Linked DNA regions of Homo sapiens: region 1 is linked to region 2. A link is an interaction called in ENCODE POLR2A ChIA-PET data of the cell type or tissue named here. Cell type or tissue: PC-9. All regions are shown on one strand. Links, peaks and the distances in the headings refer to the core of each region. The heading gives the core; the rest is flanking DNA. Region 1 has its middle 61 kb from the start of SPPL2A. Region 2 has its middle 23 kb from the start of AP4E1.

Region 1 (5,389 bases), core at 57-5,056, 59 kb after region 2:
TTCCATTCCTGAGTTACTTCGCTTAGAATAATGCTCTGCCTTACTTTTAAGGATACAAGTGCATATGCTTATTATGACTGTCTCTACTGTGAAAGCAGAAATCACTGATATACCTAGAAACACATGGAGAGACATTCATTCTCTTTCTCACCATATAAAAAAAAAACCCAAACCAACACTGCTCAGCACGACACCAACTGGCTGACATAGCACATTCTTGACGACCATTATCCCAAGTTCCCTGTGAATCACTACACAGTTTTTTTTCAGTCCTCCCAATTCTCCTCCCACATGTGGTTGCAGGGAGCAGCTGTCCATTGTGCAATAGCAGTGGACTGAAAGATAGAAGACATGGATTCTAACTGCATACTGTCCCTAACTAGCTGTGAGGCATGAGGCTGGTCACTCAATACCTCTGAGACTGTAAAATAGCAATGATTTTACTGTCGGGTCTAGCCACTTCATAGGTTTGAATAAAGATCAAATGAAATATGAAAGCAATCATAAGCCATAAATTGCCATGTCAAGATAACAATATGACTATGGACTTAAGAGCCTCCAGGATAGAGCAGAATCATTCTTCTCCTTATTTTCTCTAGGTAGTCCCCTATGCACCTGCAGTTTCCCCTTCATTCTCAAGGGAAAGTATGTGCCCTCGTAGAAAAAGAGATGAAGGAAGACAGGTATATGTACAATAATGTATTTTTGCAGTGCTTACAAAAGAATACCATGTGCCCATTTAAAAAATGAGACAGTGGCCAGGCGCGGTGGCTCACGTCTGTAATCCCAGCACTTGGGAGGCCAAGGTGGGTGGATCGCCTGAGGTCAGGAGTTCAAGACCAGCCTGGCCAGCATGGTGAAACCCCATCTCTACTAAAAATACAAAAATTAGCCAGGCATGGTGGCAGGTGCCTATAATCCCAGCTACTTGGGAAGCTGAGGTAGGAGACTCGCTTGAACCTGGGAGGCAGAGGTTGCAGTGAGCTGAGATGATGCCATTGCACTCCAGCCTGGGCAAAAGAGCGAGACTCTGTCTCAAAAAAAAAAAAAAAAGAGATAGTGCTATACAACCCATACAAAACGATGTTAATGATACATTGTTAGGTGAAAAAAACTAAATTGCAGCACAGTACACAGGGTATAATCTCATCTTAAAATTACATAAAAATGTTTGGTAATGCATAAAAAATGTCTAGAAGGATACTTTCCAATCTGTTCCCACTGGGCATTAGGATTGATTGAGGGAGGGACTTTTTATTTTTACTTTGTAAATTTCTGTAATATTGAAATAGTTTTATAATGAGCACATATCATTTTCATAATTTAAAAATATATACTAAAATGTAAATTGAGGGAAAACAGATGGTGAGAGTATTACAGCCTAGGATTAGTAAAGAGTCAGAGAGTGGTCCAGGCACAGTGGCTCACACCCATAATCCCAACATTTTGGGAGGCTGAGGCAGGAAGATCACTTGAGCCCAGGAGTTCGAGACCAGCCTGAGCAAAATAGTGAGACCCTGTCTCTATGAAAAAATTTAAAATTGGTCTGACATGGTGGTGTACACCTGTAGTCCCAGCTACTTGGGAAGCTGAGGCAGGAGGATCTTTTGACCCCAGGAGATTGAGGCTGCAGTGAACTGTGATCACACCACTACACTCCAGCCTGGACCACAGAACGAGACCCTGTCTCAAAAAATAAGTAAGTAGATAATAAATAAATAAAAAGTCACAGAGTGTAATTGCCCTAAAGTTGTTCTAGTGCCTGGACCCAGGCAAAGCATGCTATAAGGGAAGCATACAGCTCTCAAAATCCATTATCAACAACCTTTGAGAATTCACAGAGAAGATTAGAGGTGACAGACGGCTCAAAATGGTTGAGGGTTCTGATTTAAAATCAGGAATTGCGAACTACAAGGCTTGAGGTTTATCACCAGGAAAAGTCTAGAATTAATTATTATTAAATATTTGGTTTGTGAACATTTAAAAATGCACGTGGTGGTCATCAGCAGATGACATAGATTCACTAAGAACAAACCATGACAAACTAACCTATTATTTTTTGTTAGGGTAACTAGATCAGTAGCTCCGAGGAGTATCATAGACTTAGTATATGTTGATTTCAGCAAAGCCGTTCATTCACAAACTCTCCTGCAGCATCATTTTGGAAAATACACACAATGCAAATTATTAAAGGATTCACAGCTGTTTACAAAATCATATTCAATGACTATACCTAGATAGATGTATCCAATAAAATAAGTGCCCATCTTTGGCCCACTTCTCTTTAATTTTTTTTTTTTTTTTTTTTGAGACAGAGTCTCGCTTTGTTGCCCAGGATGGAGTGCAGTGGTGTGATCTTAGCTCACTGCAACCTCCACCTCCTGGGTTCAAGCAATTCTCCTGCCTCAGCCTCCCGAGTAGCTGGGATTACAGGCACGTGCCACCACACCCAGCTAATTTTTTGTATTTTTAATAGAGACAGGGTTTCACCATGTTGGCCAGGATGGTCTCAATCTCCTGACCTCATGATCCACCTGCCTCAGCCTCCCAAAGTGCTGGCATTACAGGCGTGAGCCAGCATGCCCGGCCTTCTTTCATATCTTTTATCAATAACCTAGACACAGACATTGAAGGCAACCTTACCAATTTCTCGGATGACACAAAGATGAAAGGAATAACCACTAGCTAAAGCACAGGATCTATGTTCAAGATATTATTAATTTACTGGAATGCCAAGCTGAAACCAGTGATGGACGACCTAATGGGTGGTAGGATGAGAAATTTAAGTTTCATGCAAGAAAGAACTTTTAACTATAGTTGTCTAACAATGGAATAGGTAATTATTGGGGGAGGGGATTGGAGATTGGCCCATCAAATGTTTCTACAAATACAAAAACTAGTTGATTCCGACTGAAAAATTAATAACAGACACTAAATGCTAACAGATTTCAAAGATAGTGGAAATTAATATAGGGCATAAAATTTGTTTTCCTAATGAAAACAAACACTGAGCAGAACCTTGAAGAATCAGTAAATAGTATAGATGCATGAAAGAGAGGAGGTCATTCCAGAAGCAAGACTAACGTGGCATTTTCCAGTCACAAAGTGACAGCTGGCTGTGGTTTTGGTGAGTAAAGGAAAACAAGGCTGGGGCCAGATTATGGAAGATCTGGGACCAGTAAAGAAGTTTATACTTTGTACAGTGGAGAAAGGATCAGTCAGGCTCTGCTTGCATGCATCTGAAACAAATTCTGGAAAATTCAAGAGAGGAATTTATTGGAAAAATATGAGGAGCTCCCAGAACAAATGCAAAGACTAGAGAACCAGGCCTGGAAACATTAGAAAGCAAAGTGGACTCTAAGGCTAAAAAGTAGGAACTAGAAAAGTAGGCTTGAAGCAGGCCAAGGCTCCATGCGAGCGTGAATGAATATGCAACCATGTTTAATCTCTTTATTACATTGCTAAGGATTCAAATTAGAGGAATGAGCATTCCAAAGCCCTAGTTTGTTATATGTCCTTCCCTTAGCTGAAAAAGAGATTAATAGTTGGGTTTTTTTAATCCAATAAAAGAGATAATCCCCAAAAGAAAGTTGAGGTGTGAAGGAGAAATAAATACTGAGCAGCCAATAGACAACAAAAGTTCACTATTGGCACTGTTAGAGGTTTTGAGCAAGGAGGCAATGTGTTGAAAATAGTGCTATATGGAGATCTGGCAATTTGCAAATGGACTGAAGGAATGGAAATCTAAAGGTAGATAGTGAGTTTTCCAGGTATATACTGTGGCAGTGGAATAGGATAGCAATGATGTTCAAAGTAAAAACAGTAAGCCTTGATAACTGCCTAAAGGTTAAGGAAAAGGAAAGAGTCAAAAATTACTATAAATGCTCTCCTTAAAGACTGAAGGAATGATAGTGGTAGAAGTAAGACAGCTTAGAAAGAGAGCAGCATCTAGGATGGAGGTGAAAATGATGCTTACAGTGTTAAGTTTAGCTGATGGGGAAAATGCTCAGTAGGAATTAGGACTAAATAGTCTATGAGGACTTGTTTGGAGATATAGACTTAGGAGGATTTGGCATAAAGATTGCAATAAAAGTCAGACCTGGCTGTCTTACAAATATATAAAATGATATGCAGAAATGGTTGAAAACTTCCCTCCAAATTGTAAGAAAAAAAGAGTATCCCCCTAAAAAAGGAGTTGGTAGTGGAAGTTTTGGGAACTCAAAATGAGAACTTCTGTACTATAAACTTTTAACTATAAGCAGTATGATTTTTTCCATTTTTATTCTTATCCCATTTTCTCCCTCTACCCGAGATACCCACTCTAATTTTATGTCCATATATATATATATACATGTATATATATACATATTTTAAGGGATATATATACATGCATACACATATAGCCCTGTAAAAAACGTGGAGTTTTTTGGAGTTTGTGTTTAAATTTAAATGTATTTAAATATGTGACATTATGTTGCAGACCTCATTTTGTTATTTTTTCACTCAACACATCATGTTGCTATAAGAACAAGAAAGCCAAGTTGCTGCTTAGAAATGATGCAACAGTTTACATTTCTACCAGCAGGTCATGAGAGTTCTCAATTCTAACATTTTCACCAACACTCGGTAATATCTTGTTTTTGCCAATTTGGTGAATATAAAATTGTGCCTAGTTGTTTAAAGTTTTTTCTTCCTAGTGAGATGGAATACCCCTGAAGTCCTCAGGTTTCTTTTTCAATATGCTGCTTCATTGTAGTCTTTCTCCATTTTTCTGTTGTTTCCTTTTATTTATTGATTTCCACTAGTATCATTTATGTCCTAGAGCTGTGCGGTCCAGTACAGTAGCCACTAGCCATTAACCAGTAAGCCAAGAGCACTCAAGTACTTTAAATATGGCTAGTCCAAATTGAGATATAATGTTAGTATAACAAACACACCAGATTTTAAAAACTCAGTACAAAACAAAGAATGCAAAACATCTCAATAATCTTTATAATAAATTGAAATTATAATATTTTAGATATGTTAAATAAAATTTATTTTTAGAATACATTTTACCTATTTATTTTTGCTTTTTATTATATTGTGGCAACTAGAAAATTCAAAATAACATACATGGCTGGCTTGTATTTGTGCAAGCCACAAATTATATTTCTATTGGAGATGCTGTTCTAGATATCCTTAGTTAGTTTTAGACATTGACAATATCTTTTCTGGCTCTGTCCTCCATCCTAAGTTTGTGTATGGTGTCTCATCAAATCTATCAATTTCTCACCAGGCCACCACATTAGACAACAACAATATCTATGTAAATGGCCCCCTGAAGTTGGGCAGTGAATAACATATGCAGCCATACATAGCCCTGATTTTTGCCTGGTGGATTGTATTT
Region 2 (5,389 bases), core at 266-5,265:
TTCCAGGCATGTCCCACCGCGCCCAGCAATTCTGTTGTGTTGGTTTTTTTTTTTTTTTTTTTTTTTTGCTTTTTTTGTTAGATGAAAGATGTAAGTGAATGGATAGACACTGCATGTTCATGGATCGAAAAGACTCAGTATTGCTAAGATTATAATTCTCCCCAAAATGTTCTTAGATTCTACGCAATCTCTATCAAAGCTGTAGCAGTTGGCTAGATGCAGTGGTCCACACCTATAATCCTAGCCTTTTATCGGGCCAAGGTAGGAGGATAATTTAAAGCTGGGAGTTTGAGACCAACCTGGACAACACAGTGAGAGACCCCTATCTCTACAAAAATAAAAATAAAACAACTAGCTGGGCACGGTGGTGCGTGCTTGTACTCCTAGCTACTCTGGAGGCTAAGGCGGAGGATCACTTGAAGCCAGGAGTTCAGGGTTACTGTGAGTTATGATCATGCCACAGCACTCCAGCCTGGATGACAGAGTGAGACCATATCTCTAAAACAAACAAGCAAAAAACTGCAGCAGGCTTTTTGGCAAAAATGAAAAATGAATCAGCTGGTCCTAAATTTTATATGTAATATCCAGGAACATTTTGAAAAAGAAGAACAAAGCTGGAAGACTTACAATACCCAGTTTCAAAACTTACTATAAACAGATAGTAATCAAGACAATGTAGTATTGGTGTAAAGATAGACATGTATAAAACTGAGAGTTCAGAAATTATGGTCCATTGATTTTTGATGAAGTAGCCAAGACATTTCAATGGAGAAAGGACCATCTTTTCAACAAATAGTATTGGGACAATTGAATATCCATATGCAAAAAAGTGAACCTAGGCTCTTACTTCACATTATATACAAAATGGAACTCAAAATGGATCTCAGACCTACATGTGAGAAGTAAAACTACAAAAGTTCTAAAAGAAAACACAGGAGAGGCCAGGCGCAGTGGTCACGCCTGTAATCCCAGCACTTTGGGAGGCCAAGGTGGGCAGATCATGAGGTCAGGAGATCAAGACCATCCTGGCTAACATGGTGAAACCCCGTCTCTACTAAAAATACAAAAAATTAGCCAGGTGTGGTGGCGGGCGCCTGTAGTCCCAGCTACTCAGGAGGCTGAGGCAGGAGAATGGTGTGACCCTGGGAGGCAGAGCTTGCAGAGAGCTGAGATCGTGCCACTGCACTCCAGCCTGGGCGCGACAGAGCGAGACTCTGTCTCAAAAAAAAAAAAAGAAAAATAGAGTTTCATATTAAAAAAGAAAACACAGGAGAAAATCTTTATGACCTTGGGCTAGGCAGAGTTCTTAAATATGACATCAAAAGCACAGTTCACAAAAATAGCTGACAAATTGGATTTTATCAAAATTAAAACTTTTGGGTTTAAAAGACATCCATAATAAATTGAAAAGATGTAGACTGAAAGAAAATATTTATAACTGATGTATGTGATAAAGGGCTTATATCCAAAATATACAAAGAACTCATAACTTAGTAATAAGAAGACTAATAATCTAATTTTAAAATGAAGTAAACATTTGAATAGACATTTCACCAAAGAGGATATGTAAATGGCTAATAATCACTTGATAAAATGCGCAACATCATTAGTCATGAGGGAAGTGCAAGTCAAAACCACAATAAGATAGCATTAACACACCCACTAAGCTATAACCAAAAAGTCAGACAATACCTAGTGATGGAGGAGTTATGGGAAAACCTTCACATATTGCTGATGAGAATATAAAATAGAACAGCCACATTGTGAAATTGTTTGGCAGTTTCTTAAAAAGCTAAATAGATTTGCCATACAACTCAGCGATTCTACTAAGTATCTACCCAAGAGAAATGAAAACATATATTCATGCAAACACTTGTATAGAAATGTTCATAGCAACATCATTCATAATAGCCAAAAACTGGAGACAACCCAAATGTTCATCAACTGATGAATGAATAAACAAAATGTAGTTTATCTATATACAATGGACTATTATTCAGCCATAAAAAGGAATGAAGTACTGACACATGCTACAACATGGGTGAACTTTGAAAACATTATGCTAAGTGAAAGAAGCCAGTCACAAAAAACTGTATAGTGTATGATTTCATTTATATGAAATGACCAGGAAAGGAAAATTTTTAGAGACAGAAAGCAGATCAGTAGTTGTCTGAAACTGAAGGTAACAAGTGAGGATTGACTGCAAATTCTCTTTTTGTTTGTTTGTTTTGTTTCTTTTTTTTTTGACTGCACATTCTCACAAGTAATTTTCTGGGTGTTAGAAATGTTCTAAAACTGGATTGTGACAGTGGTTGCACAAAGCTATCAATTTACTAAAAATTATTCACTGTACACTTATAATGGGTGAAGTCTTATGGTACATAAAATATATTTCAATAAAACTAAGAAAAAGTCTCATGAATTTCAGAAATGCTAATTTATTATTGATTGACAGCTTGCTACAGGATCTTTCTGGGGCTTAGTGACTAGAGATGCATGCAGAATTAGAAAGATAAAATAATTTGTTTAGAAAAATTAGTAGATTGAGAAGGGTTTGGTGGTGGTCAGAGAAAAACCTTGGGAATGGCAAAAAGTTAGGAAACTCTCCAGGCTGAGAAAGGCCTAGAAAAAGAGACACTGGGTGGTGTTCTGGGGACTGCAGCAGTGGGGATTTAGGCAACTTTGTATACAGTTCCACTCTCATGCCCAAGGGGGCGCCAGAGCAGCAAGCCTCAGTCGTGACTGTGGACGTTCCTAGCCCCTAATGCTGGGTCACGGTACTGCGTTCATTCAAAACCTGACCCAGGTTTTTTAGAGACGAGGACTCTCCATTTTGTTTTATTATCTTTCTTGAGAGGCGGAGGGAATTTGCCTGAAGGTGGATTCCTTTTTTTTTTTTTTTTTTTGAGACGGAGTCTCACTCTGTCGCCAGGCTAGAGTGCTGTGGCGCAATCTCGGCTCACTGCAACCTCCAACTCCCTGGTTCAAGGGATTCTCCTGCCTCCACCTCCCAAGTAGCTGGGATTACAAGCATGCGCCACCATGCCCGGCTAATTTTTGTATTTTTAGTAGAGATGCGGTTTCACTGTGTTGGCCAGGATGGTCTCGATCTCCTGACCTCGTGATCCGCCCGCTTCGGCCTCCCAAAGTGCTGGGATTACAGGCATGAGCCACCACGCCCGGCCGGTGGCTTCCTTTTAAGTCTGAAAATGCAGCAGGAAGAGCCAAGTGAGGCCCTGTGACTCTCTATGGAGAGAGGCAGTGGTTACAGCCCAAAGAGCCCTAAGAAGAGCTTTTTCAGAATGACACATACTAGTTTCTTCCCCTCCTTTCATGACTCAGGTCCACATTTCACACAGACTTTTGCCTGTGCCAGACTTGCCTCTGCCTTGACCGCTAGCCAGCAGACTGTGTCCACAGTGTTTTCCCGCTCCTGCTACCCGGTCTGAATCAGCCTGGTAAAAACATTAGCTGGAAGATATCTGTTTACTGGGTAAATTCCTCTACAACAAATACCTTTGCAATGAAAATCTCTATTTAACCAAAAGTTCTCCACAGCCCAGTTTATGTCTAACCTAGTGCAAGCAGTAATCCATGAAATAAAACTCTACTCCATACCACATATTTAGACAGTCAAGTTGAGCTACTTGTAAAGAGATTTGACCTGTAATACTTTTATTTTCCCCGAGGAGCTGGAAATATAAGTAGAGGTAAAAACAGAGTCCCCTTTGCACTTGGAGAGTATTTTCCCACATGCACTCATTTTAAAAATCCAGTTCCCAGGAAATCTTTGTAAGGACTTTTCTCAATAGTCTACCAGATCCAGGACAAGGAAGAAAGATAGGCTCCAGATTGGATAAGCAGAGACCTTCCCAGAAGGAAACAATGGGAATTTAATATTCAAGCAGGCCCTGATCCAGAGCATTATGGGAACTGACCAAGGGATCAAAAATGAATCAAGTTAAAAAGAAACTAAATAACATTCCAAAGAAGTGATAGTACTGTTGAAGCCTGAGGCTATACTCCACCGCGCCCAGCCCTGTACTAATATACTAACGAGAATCAAAACTTCAAAAACTACGTAGATCATATGACAGAATTAATTGCATCAGTAGTCCTTCTATACTGCTAAGAGCAAGGTGTTACATACAGATGATGCTCCTTGATTTACAGTAGGGTTACATCCCAAAAAACTCATCATAAGTTGAAAATATCATAAGCGGAAAATGTATTTAATACACCTAGCCTACTGAACATCATAGACTAGCCTACCTTAAAAGTCTCAGATCACTTATGTTAGCCTAGAGTTATTTTATATTAAGGCGTTGAATATCTCATGCAATTTATTGAATACTGTACTGAAAGTAAAACAAAATGGTTGTATGGGTGCTCAAGGTATGGTTTCTACTGAATGCATATCACTTTGCACCTGGTAGAGTCGAAAAATTTTAAGTTGGGGACCATCTGTACTGCTAAGAGCAGTGTTGTTGGGGAAGCCATTTTCTCCCTCTCCCAGGTCCATAAAATAGAAACTTCCACTTCAGAAGAATTGTGAAGACAGCATTTAGCTTCCTGCTATTTCCCCTCTCAGTTCTCCCCAAGGAAGGAGTGACTCATCTGACTGAACCACTGAGGAAGGAACTGAGCATGCTCAGCCCTTTTTGCAACCTTCTTGGACTAGCCTGCCCACTAGACAGGTGCATCCTCCCACCAACCCCACCGCTGAAGCATGTGCACCTCCCCACACACATACACTCCTGCCTCCCCAAAAAGTTCAGGAGTCAAGTACAGTCATGTATCACTTAAAGACAGGGATACGTTATGAGAAATATGTAATTAGGTCAGTGATTCCCAACCCCTTTGGCACCAGGGGAGGACCAGTTTTGTGGAAGACAATTTTTCCACAGACTGGAAGGGTGAGGTATGGTTTTGGGATGAAACTTCCACCACAGATCATCAGGTATTAGATTCTCATAAAGAGCATGCAACCTAGATCCTTCACATGTGCAGTTCACAATAGGGTTTGCACTGTTATAACAATCTAATGCTGCTACTGATCTGACAGGAGGTGGAGCCCAGGCAGTAATGCCCGCCTCCTGCTCACCGCCATTGCCATCACCTCCTGCTGTGTGACCTGGTTCCTAACAGGCCAGGGACCGGTACCTGGAACCGGGTGATTCTTTGTTGTGCAAACATCATAGAGCACACTTAAATAAATCTAGCTGCTGGCCAGGCGCAGTGGCTCACGCCTGTAATCCCAACACTTTGGGAGGCCGAGGCGGGCAGATCACGAGGTCAGGAGATCGAGACCATCCTGGCTAGCACGGTGAAACCCCGTCTCTACTAAAAATACAAAAATCAGCCGGATGTGGTGGTGGGCGCCTTTAGT

Evidence for each region. ChIA-PET counts read pairs that join two places held together with the same protein. Peaks named below come from ENCODE experiments on the same cell type or tissue, not always from the same donor. Only the 100,000 strongest peaks of a DNase experiment are listed, where the experiment ranks them.
Region 1: POLR2A ChIA-PET joins it to region 2 with 13 read pairs; 5 of 35 experiments call an interaction of 5 or more read pairs at or near these places.

Annotation. Positions count from the first base shown.
Region 1 is chr15:50,823,883-50,829,271 of GRCh38, reverse strand. No RefSeq gene overlaps it. Among named protein-coding and RNA genes, the nearest start is that of SPPL2A, 61 kb to the right of the region's middle. In PC-9, for the core only: no CTCF peak of the experiment used is centred there; a DNase peak (open chromatin) is centred at 261.
Region 2 is chr15:50,883,375-50,888,763 of GRCh38, reverse strand. No RefSeq gene overlaps it. Among named protein-coding and RNA genes, the nearest start is that of AP4E1, 23 kb to the left of the region's middle. RefSeq lists an enhancer at 4,378-4,497. In PC-9, for the core only: CTCF peaks have their summits at 2,525 and 2,728; DNase peaks (open chromatin) are centred at 2,763 and 3,353; H3K27ac peaks cover 2,085 bases.